Linked DNA regions of Mus musculus: region 2 is linked to region 1. The links are chromatin loops, found by intact Hi-C in ENCODE. Cell type or tissue: heart. All regions are shown on one strand. Each heading gives the region's core, and the rest is flanking DNA. Links, peaks and the distances in the headings are about the cores only. Region 1 has its middle 26 kb from the start of Gm35191. Region 2 overlaps Gm40293 (a long non-coding RNA gene).

The links. A loop is a pair of places that touch in the nucleus more often than their neighbours do. Peaks named below come from ENCODE experiments on the same cell type or tissue, not always from the same donor. Only the 100,000 strongest peaks of a DNase experiment are listed, where the experiment ranks them.
Region 2: it touches region 1 in a loop (4-fold over the local background); 2 of 42 quality-filtered maps call a loop at or near these places.

The regions. Positions count from the first base shown.
Region 1 is chr5:39,954,229-39,965,699 of GRCm38, reverse strand. No RefSeq gene overlaps it. Among named protein-coding and RNA genes, the nearest start is that of Gm35191, 26 kb to the left of the region's middle. In heart, for the core only: a CTCF peak has its summit at 4,511 (motif pointing right); no DNase peak of the experiment used is centred there.
Region 2 is chr5:39,209,242-39,220,712 of GRCm38, reverse strand. It overlaps Gm40293 (a long non-coding RNA gene), which reads left to right. Exons shown (of 4, transcript XR_868387.1): 4 at 7,220-7,537. Among named protein-coding and RNA genes, the nearest start is that of Gm40293, 92 kb to the left of the region's middle. In heart, for the core only: a CTCF peak has its summit at 5,435; no DNase peak of the experiment used is centred there.

The DNA of each region.
Region 1 (11,471 bases), core at 1,292-9,291:
TCTGTATGCATATTATGCCAGAGCTAACTGTTCAGTATTGAATAACCAATTAGTGACTTTTGCCCTTTATTTTTTAATGTGTCTGTAAAACAGAGTGTGTGCAGGTATGTGTGTGTGTGTGTGTGTGTATACATGAGAAAATATACCTGTATACATGAGAAAATATACATGTGTCATTAGTAGCATGTATGTACACTAGCACTTATTCTATTCATGACATGTTAGTTGGTTGTAGATATGTTACAGTCTCCACCTGTGTAAAACAGAAACTCCTTCGATGAGAAGCAAAATCTACACTTATTGCTTGTTGGGTATAAGGGCTGGTATTTAAAATGTGTGGAGAATATTACAGTTTTAGAAAAGCAACAGTTTCGTAGGCTGTTCAGTAAGGCCTATAGAAGCTGAATAGGTGTAACATACAGGCACTGATTTCCTTCTGTTGGGTGGTGTTAAATTCAGTTTGACTGATATATTTTATCCTCACGATATAAGTGCCACTATTACAGCCTTCAGGATATCTTGCCGTGTTAATTGCTTTATGGTGGTTGGTAGGCATTGTACCTGAGTAGTATGGCTGATCACTCTACTCCTTGGCTTCTTGTATAACACTCACGGATTCCATGAAAACTAGTTCTTATGGAGAAAGATTTCAGGCAAGTTCCATTCGATTCTTCCAAGTTGTGTGTCTGAAGTGTGTGGTGTCTTCAGCAGAGGGGTCTTAATTTCAAGTTCTGGGAGGAAAGCAAAGATAATAAAAACATCCTGTATGATTTTGATCTCCTTGACCTAAACTTCAAAGGGAAACATATCTTGCCTGGCACTGGGGTTTTTTATTAAATAGTATGTGGCTCCTGGGGAAATCTCATATGTGGTAACACCATTTAACACACACAATGCGTCATGTGATGTTGAGATGGAAGTTTAAGGATGAGAGACCAATGGATGGTAGCCAGATCATTGGAGTGCTCCCTCAGAAAAATTTCTGTCACTGGACAAATCTCAGTTACTGCTAGAAAGAGTGAATTCTTATAAAAGTAGTGATCCTGGGCTGCCATTTCCTCTTACATTCATCTTTGCCATGTGACTTCTTTCTCTTTCTCATGTCTGTTCTTGTCTGGTGCCATCTGCCATCCTGGGGTGTAGCCAGAATATTTTCACTGGAAGCCAAAATGAGACCTTCAGTCTCCCAAATTCTAAGGAACAAAACTTTTTTTCTTAATATATCACATAGTTATAGATCCTTTTATTATAGCTGCAAAAATGAGATGCAATACCACTCTTCATTAAATTCATTAATTTATTCCAAATAAGGAAGGTTTATTATTAGAACAGAACATTTTGTCTTCTGCTGGTTTACTCAATTAGTAAGTTGTAGGGAAAAAATAGTATTAAGTAAAAGTTTAGAAAAACTGGTTTAGAGATCTCATGTAATGAAAGTGACTCACAGATGTGCAATTAGTTGATAAATGCAATATACAGAATAAGGCACAAATTTTAGTGAGTGATAATAAAAGTGTTTTCTTTGTTCATTCCAGTAACTAAACCAATGGTTAGATAATCAAATGTTGAGCATGGCACACACTACAGGAAAGAAATAAAGATATGATTTCCTGCATCCTAGTCAGCTTGACAAGGCAGGGATTATTCCCCTTTTAAGAATATCTACTAGTATACTTACTCTGGATATGAGGAGGGACCCCTCCTGGAAACGTTTTGGCAGGCATTATGAATAACTACAGACTACTCTCGGCTAGGAGGATGACTCACTAGACAGATCCAGCCATGCCTGCTATTAGCTTCTTTTTGCTGTGGTTAGATTTCTCTTCGTTGCTGAGGGGAAATGAGATAGAGAGAAATCTACAGCAGCGAAGAGGCCTTGCAGAAGCCGGTTTCCTTGTCTTAACTGACCATTCAACTTGTATGCAAACCATACAGTCTACAGAAAAGAGGCTTGTAATTCATTCAAACACACAAGCTGCACAAATTTCCTTTGAACAACTTCACAATTGAAGATATACCTGCTTTAACACATATTTTTGATAATAAAAGGAAATTAGTTACGTATTTTCATAAATAAAGTATGTTTCTATAAAGCATAGACAGTAAATTGTCATTTTTAAACATTCTCTGGGCGACATTGAACATATTTTTATCATATGTGTTTTCTTAATTTAATATATTAATATCATATACCCCCTCCTTCTTACCCCTCACATGTCTGATCACACCTCCTTCCTCTTCAACAGCAACTGTTGTTCTTACATATACATTTAAACAAATGAATATATTAATCTATTCGGGTGTGTCATTTAACGTGACTTCCATGCATATGTTTCCAGGGCTAATAGCTTGAAATTGGATAATACTCAAGAGACTCATCCCTGGGGAAGACTAATGCTTCCTCTGACACCAATGAGGAAGTGTCTGTTCCTCTCTGTGTAAGGGTGCAATGAGAGTCTCCTCATAAAGTTGGAATGTATTTTGGTCCCACTCCAGTATTACAACTTATATGTATAAAGTCTGATACTCAAGTGTGTGTGTGTGTGTGTGTGTGTGTGTGTGTGTGTGTGTAATAGGCTGCACTCTTCAAAGTTTCACTGTCTCTTGACATCACCATACTTAAATGTACTCTTCAAAGTTTCATTGTTTCTTGACATCACCATACTTAAAGTCTGTCTTCCATCACAAGAACCCTTAGCAACACACACAAGCCAGACCCAACCAAATATGGACTTTATCCAGGAGGGTCAGGGTGTCAGGAAATACCAACTGAAGTCAAGAACCGTCAAGACTCAAGAATTCAGAGACCAAAGTAAGTCTTACATCTGGGCTCCTTATTTCCAGCAAGAGTTTGACTTGACATTGCTGGTTACGGCTTTGAGAGACCTGATTCCAAACGTTTATTTTCTCTTACCGTTTTTATACCCATGAATCCTGGAGCAGCTTCCAGGGACACTTTTAATTCATATAAAACATATAACTATATATTTTATAATTTTGCCTAAATTGTTAGTAATATTGCAGCCGTTTGACCGTAACTGCTTGTTCCATTGGATGACATGTTATGAATGATTTCCCATTTTCCCATTCCAGTAAATAGAGCTCTTTGCTGTTATTTTTAGTGACTGCCTTTTGTACCATTGTATGGTGTTAAATAAATTTCTCCACTCCTCCTGGCTTATTTTTCAATGTTAAAGATATTTAATGTTTGGGTTTTAACCAGAACCAAATATGCAGCTGTGGTGGCTATGAGCAACTAAACTTCGCAAAAAACAAAACAAAATAAACAACAACAACAAAAAAAAAACCTTTTATCATCTTTTATCACCCCTACTTTATTTCGTTTAAGACAGCATTTTAGAGTTGAGCATAAATGGCAATGTTTTAGAATTACTTTAAAATGGTGTGAAATGTTTTATAAGGACTTCGGAAGAGGCAAAAGGTGCAAAGGAATATGTGACTCAAGATGACTTCCCCACTCCCTGGAAAACGTACGTGTTATTAAATACATGAAAATATCCACATCTCATATTCTCTCTAATCTCTAGTTATCTTTACTCACTAAGACACAGAGGTATATTCATCTGAGACATTGGTCAGATTAGCTTCAAAGATTCGTCAGAAAAGTGCATTGTTTGATACTAATCAGGTAGCAAACCTCAATGTCTCAGTGACAATCCCTTCCCCTCCCCCCATTAGCCTAGTTCTCCCTAGAAAAGAATACAAAAGAAAACAAAACAGGAAACAAACACACAAAAGCCTACTCCTACACCATATATTTAAGGCACATAACAAATCATATAAATGGGGTGCATTAAAGCTAACAAACAAGATGTTATTGGTAATTATATAATGCACTTGTACAATCAACATTACCCTCATAAAACTGAGACACATGGACTATCTAAATGCATGACTTTTCAAATAAAAAGCTAAGAAGTGATTGCTGAAGCGGTTTATTTTCTGAGCTGAGAAAATTATTTGGGACAAATATCAAAATTCTCCTCCCTGTCTGTTTTTTCTGTCTACATGCTTACATGATTTTGCAAGTTTGTTCTATGGTTTTAGACACTTATCCTAACTGGGTAGGATCAATTGCTTATGTTTTCATAGTTGTTGTGGCTATTAAATGACTTCCACAGACATGTTTCTAGGTAGTATTTATTTATTCTTCAAATTCAAAACTCTTAAATATATGTTTACACCTTAAATAATTATTATGGGCAATATATAAGCCAGTGGTTTTCAATCGTCCTAATGCTGTGAACCTCATGTTGTGGTGACCCCCAGCCATAAAATTATTTCCATTGCTACTTCGTAAGTGTAATTTTGATACTTTATGCATTATAATATAAATATCATATATGGAGGATATCTGATATGGGAGCCTCTGAAAAGGTGTGCTCAACTCCTAAAGGGATCACGGGACCCACAGGTTGAGAACTCCTGACCGAAGAAGTATTTTCATGCAACAAAGGAAAAGCAAAAGGGTAGTTTGTAGGTTTCACCACTAGAGGGAGTGCCGACCAAGATTTTGAGCCTATAACCTGTGTGACTTTCTGAAGAAGGAAGTTTATTTCCTTAAGTCTGAAAGAAATTGGGAAGCTTATGTCTGCTCCACAAAAGCCTTCCTTTGATTTGTTTTTAAATATTGATTGAATTTTAACATCTATCAGAAACTTTAGGTGCTTCCCCTGTGGCCATCCGTTCAGAACTCCATTCTCTCTTTCTATAACCCTCATGACTTACCTCTGGTCACTAATTCACTGTGATATAGAACAATCACCTGGTGGTGTTTCTGGGTTTCCATTGTTATGCTATGAGGTTATGAAGGTTAATAGGGATATAATCAATTCACTTTTTCTAGCAGAAAGTTGATACTTGGTTAGTGCTCAGAGGATAATAAAAGAAATGAAGAATGAATGGGGAAAAGGTGATGTGATGGAACGTGAAATAACTCAAAAGAAACTTGTTTTTAGGATGAAATATTGGCATAAGACGTGGACTTTTCTGACTAGGGTCTTGATAACGTTGAAGATTAAAAAAAAGGATTGGGGAAAATAAAGAAGTAGTAGCAATTTTCGTTTCTTTTTGATTTTTCATAACATGAAAGTGTTGGCTACCTACTATGCTTTGACCATCCCTGGCCAAACTGAGGCTCCAATACAACAAAGAGCAGCTTACCAATTCCTTTGTTATGGAAATAGAGGGATGTTCGATGGACTGCTTTATAATGTTGCTTTCACATGACATCTCTTCTACCTGGGATCTATATGAGCGAGCTGATGACTGTTTTGTTGGGCAACCATCAGGTACTTTCATGGGGGGAAGTTCCTCCTAGCACATTACCTTGTGGTTCTTGTTTGATTCCTGTTTAGATTGCATCTGTTTGGAAATCTCTGTTCCTAGCAACCTGAGCTGTGTTCTCACTGGTGTGTCAGGAAATCCTAGGCTGGATAGTCTCTTTGGCAGATAAAGTATGCAAATTCAGTACACAACCACAACAGGAATTAAGCTCCTGGCATTTTCCTTACAGACCCAAAGCAAGAAGACTCCTTTCAGCTGGAGGCTTGTCTCCCTAATGGGTCAGCTGCAACATGATCGAGTGAAGGACCAGCATTACCTCCTCCAATTTGGTTTATGATGAAAAAGCCATAACAAATGAGTTCACCCCCTTTCTTTTCTCTCTTCTTCCTCTTCTTCTCCTCCTCTTCCTCCTCCTCCTCCTCCTCCTCCTCCTCCTCCTCCTCCTCCTCCTCCTCCTCCTTCTTCTTTAATTTAAAGACACTTTTTGGATCATTGTGTATAAGATTCTTGATCCCACTGTGCAGGAGAGTTAGCCCTTCATGTCACATCTCATCAACTGCTATCTATGTCCCTGCAGTCAGATAACTGCTCAGTTAAAATGTTGTAGTGAATAAGTCTGAAGAGAAGACACCCGGATGATGCCTGGCTGCAGACCTTTGCTGGGTTTGACATTCACTCATTAATTCCTTCCTTATAATATACATGGACACCTATGCATTCAATTATTATCATGTCAAAGAACCCACTTTCCTACGTCGTCACTGTGATGAGACCATGAGCTTCTTTGCCAAATGCCTTTTAGAATCCGGGTTTTATAACTAGGTCTCTATTTCTTGGTCTAATATTCCTGTCAGAAATCATAGGAATTCAGTTTACCCCAACTCACTCAGAGTGCTATTGATTGCTCACTTCTACATAAGTTCTAATTTATTCAATTATTCAATGTAAATAATTTTAAATGGATTTTCTGTGGTAAGCTGTGATATACATGTACTTTTTTCTTATTTGAAACACTAAAGTTTAATGCTTTGTCTATTTTTGTTTTTCAGATTCAACACCATTTTTTTTGTTTTGATTTTCTCCTCAGATTTTTACTTTTTTTTTTAAACTGTAAATGTCAAGGCCCAAACGTTGATGAGTTTTCCCTAATGTCAACTTCAAGACACTCTAAAATCAATATCAGAATATAATTTGTCTGTCATAGGCTGGGTTTCTGAGCTCAAGAACATTTACAAGGAATTTCTACTCTAATCCATTTCCGAGGATTTCGCTTCCTTGGGACTTTTATTTTACCTCCTAAAGATAGTCTGCCATTCTTCTCAGCTTTTCTGTGACCCACTGACACTTATTAAACAGTGTCAACTCAACTCTCTGCTTTGGGCCCTCAAATCCTTATACTGTGTACTAGACGGTTGAAGGAAGAATTTGTTTGCTCTATGGTTACCCAGGAAGATAAGGGGGGCACTCCATCAGGCAACAGAATCATGACACTAAGAGTTCACATCTCAGCCCCACACATAATGGGGAGACTGAACTGGAATGTGTGTTAAAGCTTTGAACTCTTTGATGCATTTCCTTCAGTAAGGCTGTATTTCTAAAGTATTCTATAATCTTCTCAAATGCTACTACTAACTTGGTACCAAGTTTTCATGTACTTGACCCAACAGGGGATACTTCTTTCCAAGCCATTATACTCTGTATTCCAGAAATGGGGAGAAAAGAAAGAAAATATCAGCAAAGTGTTTTCTAATATTATAGAAAAAATAACCTGACACACACACACACACACACACACACACACACACAGATATATATATATATATATATATATATGACAGCCTTGTTAGGCTTCCACTTGTGAACGAGGGGGAGGTGGAGTGTTAGAGCTGCAAATTCATCATCAAACAACTTCATCAGCTAGGACCCTTTTAAAGGCTTCAGGGAAACAACCTTGCCATGGCAGACATCTGTACGAGATCACAAGAAGAGACATGGATGTGTGTGTGTGTGTGTGTGTGTGTGTGTGTGTGTGTGTGTGTGTGTGTGAGAGAGAGAGAGAGAGAGAGAGAGAGAGAGAGAGAGAGAGAGAGAGAGAGAGAGAGAGAAAGAGAGAGACCAGGTGGGAGGAGACACTTGCTCTTCTGAAAACAACTCATTAAATCAACTGACACCAGAATCCCAATCAACTACACGTGTTAATCTGATGGTGAAAAATCAATGATCTGAAAAGTTTTCTCTAAGACACATCTCTTAAGGTCTAATTTTCTTGCACTGTGACTACAAGGAGATCTGAGTTCCTTTTATGAAACTTTGAGGAACACATTCTAGAACATAGCAAAACCTTTCACAAGTTTCTGAACTTTCCTTAATCAGTGGCATCTGGTTTTGAGATCAGATTTTATATGAAGAGATATTTTCATTCTTTATATACAGTAAGGCTCACATTTTCAACAGGCTCACAGACATGACTTTTAAATCCAAACCTTATGTATTCTGCATAGTATGTGTATGCATTTGTGTGTGTGTGTGTGTGTGTGTGGGTGTGTGTGTGTGTTGAAAGGGCAACAAAAACCTCAATTGTCTCCATTTAACCTGATTCCAAAAAGAAGGTCATAGGCACCAGCTCTAGGAAGAGATCATATAAATCAGAAACATTGTCACATAAAACCCCATCCCACAAAGCTTCTGTAAGGCAGACGACATAGTCGATAAGACAAATCGGCAGCCTACTGATTGGGAAAAAACTTCACTAACCCCACATCTGACAAAGGGCTAATATCCAAGATATATAAAGAACTCAAGAAGTTAATCACACACATACATACATACATACATACATACACACACACACACACACACACACACACACACACACACACACAGTCAAAAAATGGGGTATAGAACTAAACCAAGAATAATTTACAACTGAGGAATCTCAAATGGCTGAAAAACACCTAAAGAAAATTTCAAAGTCCTTAGTGACCAGAGAAATGCAAATCAAAACGATCTTGAGAGTCCACCTTACACAAGTTAGAATGGCTAATATCAAAACTTTGGGTGACAACAGATGTTGGAGAGGATGTAGAGAAATAGGAGCACTTCTCCATTGCTGGTGGGATTGCAAACTGGTACTCTGGAAATCAGTCTGGAGGTTCCTCAGAAAATTGGAAATAAATCTACCTGAAGACCCAGCTATACCACTCTTGGGAATACACCCAAAAGATGCCCCACCATGCCTCAGAGGCATGTGTTCCACTATGTCTGTAGCAGCCTTATTTGTGATAGTCAGAAGCTGGAAACAATGTAGGTGTCCTAAGACAGAAGAATGGATACAGAAAATGTGGTTCATTTACACAATGGAATAGTGCTCAGCTATTAAGAATGAAGAGATCCTGAATTTTATAGGCAAATGGGTGGAACTAGAAAATATCATTCTGAGTGAGGTAACTCAGACCCAAAAGGACATGCATGGTATGTACTCACTAATAAGTAGATATTTAAAAAAAAAAATACAGAATACACAAGATACAATACACAGAATTCAAAAGGCTCAACAAGTTGAAGTGCCCAACACCTAAGCCCCACTTGGGAGAGAAAAGAAAGTAATCACAAGTGGGGAGAGTGGGAGTGACTTGGGAGGGAAAGTAGATTGGTTGGGGTGGACAGTGGTGGGGGTAAAGGGGAACCTGATCTGGTATTGAGTGAGGGAAAAGGACTGAAGCCCTGAGGGCCAGCAGAAAGGATGTAAACAGGAAACCTCAGGAGGTAGGAGGTTGGGGGGACCCCCCAGAATGCACCAGAGATCTGGGAGGTAAGAGACTCCCAGGACTCAAAGAGTGGGACCTTGGGTGAAACGCCCAATAGTAGGGAGAGGGAACTTATAGAGCACACCTCCAGCAGGAAGACAGGACATCAAGTGAGGGATGGGGTTGCCATCCCACAGTCACACCTCTGACCCATAATTGTTTCTCTCTGAAAGAATTATAGGGATGGAAATGGAGAGGAGCCTGAGGAAAAGAAGTTCCCGCAGCAGGCCCAAAGTGGGATCTAGCTCAAAGAGAGGTATCAAGGCCTGACAGTATTACTGAGGCTATGGAACACTCACAAAAAGGGATCTATCATGACAGCCCTCCAAAAGACCCAACAAGCAGCTGAAAGAGTCATATTTAGTTATTTGCCCCAACCAATGGACAGAAGCAGCTGACCCCTGTTGTTGAATTTGGGAAAGGCTGAAAGAAGCTGAATAGAAGGCCAATCCTGTAGGAGGACCAGCAGTCTTAAGTAATCTGGACCCCTGAGATCTTTCTAACACTGAACCACCAAACAGATAGCCTACACCAGCTGATATGAGGCCCCCAACACACATAGAGTAGAGGACTTCCAGGTTTGTGTTCATTCAGAGATGATGCACCTAACACTCAAGTCTGGAGGCCCCTGGGAGTTTAGAGGTCAGGTGGGGTGGGAGGGGGGGGGTGCGTGCATCCATGTGGAGACAGGGTGGGATGGGAGGAGGTGTGGAATATGGAAGAGTTGGAGGGTGGATGGGGAGGAGCAGGGAATGGAATATGGAGTGTAAAAAATGAATTATCAATAAAATTAATTAAAAAAAAACCTTCCCAAAGAAAAGCCTGGAAACAACCACAAAAATATACAAATATCTTATCTAAGAATGATCCACCTCTGCTTGGCAGCCCTATCTCATTCATCCTATTGTTAAATACTCATGATATAGGAATGCAGAACACTGACCACCTGTGACCCCCTAGCATCCTCCAATGCAATTTTTTGATTACCTAGTCCTTCTAGAGAGTTCCCCCAGTTCCCTCTAAGAAGGCCTGCACACCTTTGTCTGGGGTTGCCATTTCGGAGAATGGTTGACCACATGCTAGATATTTCTGCAGAATAAATGCTTTGTATTCATTGCGTACTATCTGTGTCTGGGGTCTTCCGTCACTGATTTTTGGACCCTTACATCATGTGCATTATTTATATTTGCACATATGTTGGGGTGTCCATGATTGCATGAAGGGCAGGAGAGACAACTGTTATCCTGCTCTTCTATTTCTTGCCTATTCGTTTGAAATCAAGCCTGTTACAGACCCTAACTGGAACTTTATCCATCTTGCCTTACATGATCTTTGAGTTATAGAAAAATATCTCCTAATGCAATAGAGATGCAGTGGTGAAGCACTTGAGCAGCATACATGAGCTTCCGGGTTTAATCCCTAGCATGGAGAGAGGCAGGAAGATGGAAAGGAAGAGGAGAGGAGAATGAGCTTAAGCATGAATACACACGCGCACACACACACACACACACACACACACACACACACACGCACACACATGCACACACATGCACACGCACACACATGCACACACACATGCACACGCACACACACACACGCACACACATGCGCACATGCACACACACACATGCACACGCACACACGCACACACATACACAAGCACACACGCACACACACATACACTCACACGCACACACGCACACACATACACAAGCACATATGGTGCACCTAGTTTTAAGTAGGTTCAAACATTGACCAGAAAGAAAACCTCATAATTTTCAGGCTTTTTGTTTTGTGGGGTATATAGGAGGTGCAATTTTGTCAATGTTTCTCAGTAAAATTATCTATTTGGCTTAAAAATATTGTACTGACAATGGCTTAATTTTAAAATGCTTTGCAAAATGGCTGAGCAAGTGTGCTCAAGGCACATGCTTCTAGTGAATACAGATTTAGCATTTATATTGAAAAATTGTCTACTCCCAGAAACCATATTATGAAAAAGAAGAGAGAGATGCAGTAACAATTAAGATGTAAAAGAAAGAACAAAGAACGAGGGCAGGTCTCAGAGTTCTAAGGTGACTTTGTGTTTGTATGGTTTCTCATTTCCTTTCATTTATCCATCTTTTCGTATTCTCTACTGGAACACGTTTTTCTCAGGAGACACAGTCTTCACTGGTGTAAGATCACTGGAAACTTTGTAGAGAAAATGACTCTTTTGTCTTCACTCTCTATTCATCTCCTTTGCTTTTGCCAAAACAAATACATTTGGATTCGAAAATCAACAGCCGCAGACAACTGCACTTTCCGCTGACTAACCTCTATAAAAGTTTATTTGAACCTTCTGGAAGCTTTGAGGGT
Region 2 (11,471 bases), core at 1,838-9,837, 750 kb after region 1:
TATGCATAAGGTGAGTAGTTTAAAGGTTTTTATTTGTTTGGTTAGTTTTTGTTTGTTTTTCTTACCAATTACCTTTTTAAGTTAGAAAAGCAGCTAGCAAGATAAATAAGTCTAGCAAAAGACTATGAAGCGCAGAGCTTGCTTCGTTTATTGACCCCTTGCCTTTCCACACATTTGTGCACACACACACACATACACACACACACACACACACACACACACACACACACACACACACACCTATCTCATACATACATTTCAGCCACCTTGACACACCCATCCACTCTGTCTCAAAAGCACAAGTTGGATGGGATCAAGGAATGACAACCAAGGTCGTCTACTGGCCTCCATACGAACACACATGTCTGTGTACCCACACACGTGATCATGCAAACACACATACCCACAGACACACAAAAGAACATGCATATAGACCACAGCCGGAAGCCATCTTTTTAAAACTCAAATTCTCATTTCTTTGTGTAAAGATTCAGGCTAACGAAAATGTATATGGACAACCCTTGCTACTATTGCAGGAGAAAAGATTACAATAATTAAAGTGTCATGGATCAAATTTGACAGGATCGGTGACAAGAGCTTCTGTTAGCTACAAATGAAGAACACGTGTAATTAGGAGTAAAATAAGATCGATAAAGGTTACACAAACCTCAGCTGCAGAAAAGACTCTGTTTTTTTTTTTTTTAAGCAATTTGAAAATGAGCCAGCATGTCAATAAGGCAAACATTTATTTTTAGTAGATCCTGGAATCAGCACACTTGAAAGTCAAAGAGTCCACAGTTTCAGATTAAAAGGACCCATGGATGCACATATCCACGGAGACAGCACGTGTCTTTGGTTGATTTCTGAACTCTGTACACAGCAGTGCCCAAAGGAGTCAAGTAGAAAAGAAAACATGACAGCAGCTATCAAAAGATTACTGCTAGTACTCCTTTGAGATTCGTCCTCTTTCATATTTTTACTCATGTGTGTATGTGTGTGTGTGTGTGTGTGTTGTGTAGTATGTACACATGTGTGTACACTTGCACATACCTGAGTACATTTAGAGTCCAGAGGAAGAGGAATCCTGTTCAGATCGACTGTATTTCCTTGAAACAGGGTCTCTCACGGAACAGGGATCCAGGCTGGCAGCCAGTAAACCTTAGATACCTCCTGTCTCTGCCCACCACCCTACACTATGGTACTGTCTTGTTCTACTGTGGGAGTTCTAAGGATGGGAACGAAGGGCCTCATGGTTGTATAGTAAGCTTGTTTACACTCAGAGCCATCTTCTATCCCTGTTTTCACCTGATATGCAAACCTCAACTCTGCTCTTCTCCACTTCTTTCCTCCTGATATTTTCCTACCTGGCTTTCCTCCCTAGCTCCCCAACAGGGAATCTTTAGAGGCCATTTGGGTGCCCATTGTGTCTAGACTTTAGAAAATCAGACAAAAACATGTGCCACCTCAATGGCTGGGTACAACCACAGTACCATTTTGTCTGCTACTTTGGGCTCTTTGACACTCAACTGTGATGATTCAAGAATCTGATGTTGGCCCTTCACGCCAGGCTCTTTGAAAGACAGGACAGCAAGTTCCTCACTCCATTGGGTTAATGTTATAATGCGAGAAGGAAGAGCTTACATAAATAATTGAATAGAATCATGTTTACATGTTTTCTTAATGAGAGTGGTAGCCAGTTGAAATGATAAACTGCATAAATTGGGGACACTTGATAGAAAAGGCATTTGGCACAGACCTTGACATCCTTATGTGAGCAGGGTGGATACCTCTGCTCAACAGAGCCTGGTCCTCATCTGTCACCCAGAATTGGGTGACTGATTCCACACAGTGTACTCAGCTCTCTTCTCCCCATGCCCTCACATTGTTCTATGAATGTCGGTTTCCAACTGTCCTTTAATATAAAGTCACAGCCACACTGAATTAAGGTCCATCTTAAACTTAAGTTGATAGTTTGCAAAGACCCAGTTTAGAAATAAAACCACATTCACAGACACCAGTGGTTAAGTTTTGAGAATCTTCCAGAAGGACAGTACTTATCCCATACTGATGGACAGTACTTACTATGAAGGGAAGGGAACACCATGCTCAGAGTCCAGGAGAAAAGGCAGGGTTTGTGAACGCACGGGACACTGGAGCATCACCTCATTCATTCAGGAGTGTGCGTGCCTTATACACAGACTTAAGAGCACAACGAAGAACACCAACTCAAACGCAGGGACTTAACTTCAAGACTACACATGCTTTAAGACTCAGCACACAGGACACGTTCCTCTAGCATTCTGAAAAGTAGGAGAGAAAATCTTTAGCATCGCTCTGTGTGCCACAGGGTGTCAAAGAGCATAAAGGCTCTTGCTTACCAGTGCAGAGTGAGTCACTTCTAAGATCTCTATGTGGACATACGTGAACTCCAAGACTATAGCATAAATGGATTGCTCTAGTTAGTTTTTCCTAGTGCTGTGACAAGTGCCATGACTAAAAGCAACTTGGGGAGAAAAGAGCTCATTCCACCTTACACTTCCAAGTCACAGTCCAGCAATGAGGGACTTCAGGAAGGAACTGGAACTGAATTTGCATAAGAAATCTCATTCTCTGGGTCCTCCACTAGTATTCTTACATAGCCCAAGATCCCTTGCCAGGGGATGGCTCTGGGCCCTCCTGTATTAATTAACCATTAAGATAATCACTTACAGGCATGTCCACAGGAGATAATCTGATGGAGGCAAGTTTTCAATTGAATTTCTCCCCTCCTAGGTTGTATTAAGTTGACAATATAAACAAGCTTAGACATGGATCATGCTAAGCACTGGGGAAAACAGAATATATTTTCGTAGTTTCTGTTATAGAATTCGGCAGTATAGCCTATAGAATTATAGTGATTCATGGTCAATAATGGTGGAAGTGCTTGAGGGAGGAACAAAAGGAAATGCAGAAAATTCCAGTCACAAAGCCCTACTGAGAATCAGCATGAGTAAAGCAAAGGACTTGACCTCTGTAGCTAAAGGGCTAGAATTCGAGCCCTGCTCTTTCCACCCACTTCCTGGATGACCCTGGGTGAGTCACTTTACCTGCCTGTAAGCCATGAGTCCCATATCTCATCAGCAACGATGCTAGAATAAAGTTCATGCTGGGAGACATGGGAACTGGTGCAATGACATGACAAAAGCAGACACCGGAGCTCAAAATCAAATGTCTCTTCTATCCCCTACACTTTCCTTGAGTGGCTAACTGTCATACCTTTGAACCTTCTCTTTAGCTACTATTACAATAATTCAATTTATAACAATAATTCAAACCCAAATGTCTCTGACTCTCTAAGTGATGTGATGGCAACCATCTCATTGCCATTTATTCCCTAGCATGAACAAGGTGACAGCACAGCTCTGACAAATTTCCTAATGTCTATGGAGTGCCAGGGTAGCCTCACACTGCAGTTTGGATGCTACTATTGACTTCAAGCCTCTTGCTTTCTCTCTCTTTCTCTCTCTCTCTCTCTCTCTCTCTCTCTCTCTCTCTCTCTCTCTCCCTCCCACCCATTATTTTTCCAGTCACATGGGCTTCTTTCTAGTTTCCTGGCCTTTATTCATATTTTCTCCAACCTGGATTCACATATTTAATGTTAAAGGCAAGAATCTACAGATGACAAAGAACATATGTCTTCCTAAGGCTGGGTTACTGTGCTCAAAATATTTTTCATTTTCATATATTTTCCTGAGAATCTCACAATTTCATTTTTACAGCTGAATAAAATTCCATTGTGAGTATATACTTTCATTATCCATTTCTCTGTTGATGGACAGCTAGGCTGATTCTGCTCCCTAGCTATTGTGGATAAAGCCCTGATAAATATGAATATGCAGATGAGTCCTCTAGGTGCCTCTGCTTGGGAACAGTATAGATAGGTCATATGGTAGTTCTATTTTTAGTGTTTTGAAAAACCTCCCTGCTAATTTCCATAGTGGGTCCACTAGCTGATACCCCCACCAACAGCGGATACATGTTTTTCTCTCCCTACATCTTTGCCAGCATTTGTTGTCATTTGTTTGCTTGTTGCTCTTCTGACTGGGATGAGTGGAACCTCAAAATAGTTCTAATTTGCATTTCTTGTTTCTGGGATGGTTTGAGATGTCTCACTTAGATTGTGCTTTGTGAAGATCACCACCCACCCCTACACAAAGCGTCAGCTACCGAGAGCGTATTCACTTCTTGCTAACATCCCGTATAAGACAGCAGTCTGTTCTTATTTGTGAGAGGTACATTCCAAGACTCCTGCATCATGGCAAGAGATTATATTAGTTAGTTTCTGTTGTTGTAATAAAACACCATGACCAAAAGTGACTTAAAGAACATAGACTTTATTTTGGTTTGCAGCTCCAGAAGAATTACATGTCACCATGTTGAGGAAGGCATAGCATGGTGGCAGGAAGCTGGCTGATTACATTTTTTCACATATGCATGAAGCTTAGAGAAAGAATAGGAAGTAGGGCAAGACTAAAAACCTCCAAGTCCATCCCCAGTGACATAATTCCTCTAGCAAATCTCTGCCTCCTACCAATTATATTGACTTCCCAAACACTGACTAGAGACTCAGTGTTCCAATGCATGAGTCTATTGGAGACAATTTACATTCAACCCAGCACAGAGATCACTAACTGACATTAAAGACAAACAATTATAAAATAAAATTGCAATTAAAATAATCTAACCCAAAATCTCTCTCTCCCTCTTCTTCTCCCTCATTCTTTCTCTCTCATTCTCTTTTTCTCTCCCTCCTTCCTCCCTTGTGTGTCTTTCTCTAGATATCTTACTATATTGCTCTGTAATTTCCAACTATTCTTGACCATAACTAACTAAAAATATACAAAGAGAAAATGCAAATAAGTAAAGCTTATTGTGTTCTTAAAAAACTCTTATGTGCTCTGAACATTGTGCAATATACCTATACTTATAGCACTCTGAAGGATATGTCGGAAGGATCCTGAGTTTTAGGCTACCCTGAGCTGCAAGACCTTGTCTCAAAACAACGTCTGCTCCCTATGTGCTGTTATAACTGTGATCCTCACTTGGTATGAAGAGTCAAATGTGCAGAGTGGCTTGCTGGGTTGATGGAATTGCACAGCTGGGGACTGTCCAAGGACCCATATCTAGTCCAGGGGCTGACCTGTTTCCTGTGATTTCTGTGGCCATATTCACCTCTTCCTCTGAGGTTTGCACCAGGAATGTGCTAAGAGGTAACACTGCCACGTCATAGTGGTGCCTTGGGGCTCAGAAGTTCATACTTCCTTATGCTTGGAAAAGTTTTCTGGGGGGGGGGGCGAAGTAGCCACAGATATACTGTAATATACAAGAGGATGGAGACTATTTGACAGCTCAGGGCCAGATGATGGCCTATAGCCCCACCTTCAGGTTACCTTTGTGTTCCAGACACTTCTCATCAGAAAGCACAGATTACATATTCAACCCACACAATCAAAAAAGAACCACAGAGCTGCTGTTTTAAATGCCCCATGCTTCATTTTGCAGCCATCCAAATCGAAATGGTGAGAAACAACTCGGATCTTTATAAAAGGCAGCCACTGTTCCTGGCTTTAGCTGAAGCCAAGAAGGAATGCCACAAAATTGGCCTGAGTCACCAGACTGCACTGCTGGCAAAGAAAGGGTGAAAGCCTTAATCTGGCTTTATCACTTGAAAGTCTGAACTCTTTTCTTCATGCCTGGTGCCATTGCTGTATGATCTTAGGTCTCTCTGCTCTTTCCTGTATCTCTATCCTTTATCACAACATTGTCTCTCCTCTGAATGTTCAAAAGCCTGAAGAACTAGTTTTAGGCATCCATGTCTCCTCAAAGAAGCCATGTTGAGCTTGCCAAAATAATAGTGTGTGGTGTTACTATCCCACACAGTGACTAAATCAAGGTAAGTTACGATCTTCTGAGTCAATCCAGCACTGCATGGTTCCCTGTAACTCCTGTCACCATCCTGCTCACTCCTTCCTATGACGAGCCTTGCTCACTGCCTCCTCCTTGCCTACTCTCACCCGAAGATACACTCATCTTTAGTCTCATCTCCATCCAAAGGTCACTTTCTCCAAGATGCTCTCTGCCCACAAAGCTAAAGGTTTTTCTCCACTCTTACTTCCCACCTTCCTGTGTTTTTGTCATCCTATATATTCCTGTATGAAATCCATATCTATATCATATCCATATTATTCCTGAACATAATTAAATATATGAACTGCATTTTGTTTTAGATATATTCTGCAAGTTTGATGAAAGGGAGGACTTTGTGTTCTATTCATATATTTTTTACTACAGGGAAGAGTGAAAGCCCAGAATAAAGACTGTGGTTTCAACATTCCCTAAACATTTTCCATGTGTGTTTTATCTCAAGTTAGAAATTGAATAAATCTGCTGATTCTGGTCTTGGCAGATGGGTATAGAAGGAAGCCACCAAACTTATCCTTTTCAGTTCTGAGCAATCTGCTGGTCTATACCATATGAGTCTTAGTTTCACCTCTCCTTTTGGATTGTCCATCATAGCTCTAATGAGGAAGGAACCCCACTTTGACACTGCCATGCTTCATGAGAGGATGCTGACCTTAGCTCCCTATGAGGAGATCTAACCTTCAGTTCATCTTTTATCCCAAGCACAGAGAATTAGAGATGAAGAATGAAAGGCTGGGTGATGTCACCACAGAGCACGTGAGACTTGGAGTTTTTGATGCACCCAGCGATGCACAGAGGCTTTGGAGGAAGAAGATACCCACAGGCTCCTTGCATGTCTCCAAAGCCAGCTTCCCCGGTGCCTACCCACGGAGGCTAAGCTCTCAGCTACTCTCAAGAAGAGTGTCCTGCAACTCTTCTATGACCTGCAGAAGTCTTTAGGAAGTGCTTCCTCTCCCATCTATATATAATAAAATAAAATAAAATAAAATAAGCCATTCCTAACAGCACAGTAGTGATGTGCCATTCAGCCCAGTCTCCACCAGCCACAGGCTATTTCTTAGCACTTGAATGTAGTTAGTTTTAATCTATCTGTGCTATTAGGTATAAAATAAACATATATTTTGAATACCTAATAAGAAATAAATATGTAAATATTCCATTGTTAAACTGATTCCAAACAGGAAGATCATATATATTGAATGTTTAAGGAACATGAAACAGATTATTAAATTACCTCTACCTTTGTATTAATTTCTAGGTTCCGCTACTGGGATGTTTAAAGTTGCATAAATAGCTGGAATTTGTAGCTCATACTGCTCTTCCACCTGTTGGCACTGTGACAGGACTATCATTCTCCTTCACTGACCTCGAGAAGAGTACAGTGCTACATCACGAATGAATGTTCCACCTTCCCTCCCTGACCCTGTCTGTCCCCCATAGAATCCATGCATGCTCTGTAAAAGGTGCCACTCCAGGCATAGCACTTGAAGACTGTCAGCTGTACCATGGAAACACTTCCCTTTGTGGAAATCTCACATGATCTCCATAGTCATGTTACATACTGAGTTCTTTAAGAAACCACCAAGCAGTTCCTCCAACTTAATCATCAAATACTCTGGTTTTCTATGTAAATAATAAGTTGCTTGTAAATCACAGATTCTAAAATCTCAAAAGCCTTTTTATGGATATTAATATTCTTATTATTCTTATTATGCTCATTTGTTATTTAATTGATGCTATCATGAAATATCAGGAGGAGTAGACATAAAGTCTATCAAGGAGAACGGGAATAAAATTCAAATACATTAATGATCTGGGAAATCCTAATATTTCATGCAGCCTTGCCTGAAAAGAAAACATTAGCTGTTAATTAGCAGCTCTAAGCCCCCACAAAGGAGAACTGTCTTTCCACACTGGAAACACAGTTGTTCTCTACACTAATGTCTGTGTGGCCTTTTCTACAAAGGAGCTCATTGAGGACAGTAATTTATTCATCCCACATGTCCCTTGGGTCAGGCTGATGTAGCCCTTGGTGTCTGCTTCTAGCCAGTGTTTGAGTGGGGCTGTCATGCAGGAGTATGGTGTGGCAAGCCTTCCCTTGTCTCCCTTCTTAGAGATCCAGTGAGCTAAAATACCTAGTAGAGTTGGTGCCTGTGCAAGTTCATTTGAGGAGGACAGATATTCTTGTGTTTGGGTTCCTGGGATTTTTCAGGGAATCACATAAGATTCTAGGGAACACAAAGAAGAACCAGGAAGACAGAACAAGAAAATGCCAACTTAAACCCTCAAGACTCTGCTTTACAGCAATAGTTCTTTATCTTCTCTTCAACAATTGCAAGCTAGGGTAGAGTTCGTCCTCAGCATACCCACAGGCATGGCTTCCATCCCCACCACAGTATATATATATATATATATATATATATATATATATATATATATATATATATATATATCAAGTCTCTGATTCTTCATATGTATGACAGGAACAATAAACTTTGGAATATGTGCTATTTTAAAGTGAAGAAAGTAAACCAAAGGGAAGCCATCTTTCATTGGGCCCTCTGGAGCAGAGGGACAAAGAGTTGAGGATAAGAAGCTAATCTGAGGTGCCCAGAGCTGATCCTGTGCCACAGCCTTCTATACCCAAATACTGCCAGGAGAGAGCAGATCTCCCAGGAGTGCTGACAAGCCTGTAAGCACAGGTAAGACCACCACTTCAACTCCAAGGTATCTGCCCGGAACCCTCAGAACACAGAAACTGATGAGCAGCCTGAAAAGGAATCCTTTTGGAGGAACCTCCAGACTGATTTCCAGAGTGGTTGTACAACCTTGCAATCCCACCAGCAATGGAGGAATGTTCCTCTTTCTCCACATCCTCGCCAGCATCTGCTGTCAACTGAAGTTTTGATCTTAGCCATTCTGACTGGTATGAGGTGGAATCTCAAGGTTGTTTTGATTTGCATTTCCCTGATGATTAAGGATGTTGAGCATTTTTTGAGGTGCTTCTCAGCCATTCAGTATTCCTCAGTTGAGAATTCTTTGTTTAGCCCTGAACCACATTTTTAATGGGGTCATTTGAATTTCTGGAGTCCAGCTTCTTGAGCTCTTTGTATACATTGGATATTAGTCCCCTATCAGATTTAGGATTAGTAAAAATCCTTTCCCAATCTGGTGGTGGCCTTTTTGTCTTATTGACAGTGTCTTTTGCCTTACAGAAGCTTTGCAATTTTATGAGTTCCCATTTGTCAATTCTTAATCTTACAGCACAAGCCATTGCTGTTCTGTTCAGGAATTTTCCCCTGTGCCCATATCTTCAAGGCTTTTCCCCACTTTCTCCTCTATTAATTTCAATGTCTCTGGTTTTATGTGGAGGTCTTTGATCCACTTAGACTTGAGCTTTGTACAAGGAGATAAGAATGGATCCATTCTTATTCTTCTACATGATAACCGCCAGTTGTGCCAGCACCATTTGTTGAAAATGCTGTCATTTTTCCACTGAGGGTTTTAGCTCCCTTGTCAAAGATCAAGTAACCATAGGTGTGTGGATTCATTTCTGGGTTTTCAGTTCTATTCCATTGATCTACCTGTCTGTCACTGTACCAGTTCCATGCAGTTTTTATCACAATTGCTCTGTAGTACAGCTTAATATCAGGCATGGTGATTCCACCAGAGGATCTTTTATTGTTGAGAATAGCTTTTGCTATCATAGGTTTTTTTTTTATTATTCCAGATGAATTTGCAAATTGCCCTTTCTAATTCATTGAAGAATTGAGTTGGAATTTTGACGGAGATTGCATTGAATCTGTAGATTGTTTTCGGCAGGATAGCCATTTTTACTGTATTAATCCTGCCAATCCATGAGCATGGGAGGAAGATCCAGCAATACCCCTCCTGGGCATATACCCAGAAGAAGTTCCAACTGGTAATAAGAACACATGGTCCACTGTGTTCATAGCAACCTTATTTATAATAGCCAGAAGCTGGAAAGAACCCAGACATCCCTCAACAGAAGAATGGATACAGAAAATGTGGTACATTTACACAATGGATTACTACTCAGCTATTAAAAACAATGAATTTATGAAATTCTTGGGTGACATATCTGGAGGATATCATACTTAATAAGATAACCCAATCACAAAAGAAGTCATTAGATATGCACTCACTGATAAGTGGATATTAGCCCAGAAACATAGAACAGCCAAGATACAATTTGCAAAACACAAGAAAATCAAGAAGAGGGAAGACCAATGGCTTGATACTTTGTTCCTCCTTAGAATAGGAGCAAAATACCCATGAAAGGAGTTACAGAGACAAAGTTTGGAGCTAAGATGAAAGAATGGATGATCCAGAGACTACCCCACCTGGGGATCCATCTCATAATCAGCCACCAAACCTAGGCACTATTGCATATGCCAGCAAGATTTTAATGAAGGGACCCTTGTATAGCTGCCTCGTATGAGGCTATGCCAGTGCCTGGCAAATACAGAAGTGGATGCTCACAGTCATCTATAAGATGGAACACATGGTCCCCAATGGAGAAGCTAGAGAAAGCACCCAAGGAACTGAAGGGGACTGTAACCCTATAGGTGGAACAACAATATGAACTAACCAGTACCCCCAGAGCTCATGTCTCTAGCTGCTCATGTCTCTAGATGCCCTAATCATCCATCACTGGGAAGAGAGGCTCCTTGGTCTTGCAAACTTTATATGCCCCAGTACAGGGGAATGCCAGGGCCAAGAAGTGGGAGTGGGTGGGTAGGGAAGCATGGCAGGTTGAGGGTATAGGGAACTTTCAGGATAGCATTTGAAATTTGAAAAGTATATAAAGAAAATATCTAACAAAGAAAATGAAAAAAAAAGTATCATTTCAGTTTCCATCTGCACCCCAGAGCTGTCCCTATGCCACAGCTCTCCGTAGCCAAATTCCTCCTGGAGAGAGCTGGTCTCTCAGGAGTACTGACACACAGGGTTGCAAGGGGGGCAAGCCAGTCAGAGACAGCAAGAACAGCCAACACCAGATATAAGCAGATGTCAAGATGCAAGGGAAAGAAAATAAGCAACAGACACCAAGGCTACTTGGAATCATCAGAACCCAGTTCTCCCACCACAGCGAGTCCTGGATAACCCAACACACAAGAAAAGCAAGACTCTGATTTAAAAATTACATATCATAATGATCATAGAGGACTTTAAGAAGGGCATAAATAGCTCCCTTAAAAAAATACAGGAGAACACAGGTAAACAGGTAGAAGCCCTTAAAGAGGAAACACAAAAATCCCTTAAAGAATTACAGGAAAACACAACCAAATAGGTGAAGGAACTGAACAAAACCAGTTCAGGATCTAAATATGGAAATAGAAACAATAAAGAAATCACAAAAGGAGACAACACTGAAGATAGAAAACCGAGGAAAGAGATCAGGAGTAATAGATGAAAGCATCAACAAACAGAATACAAGAGATAGAAGAGAGAATCTCAGGTGCAGAAAATACCATAGAAAACATTGA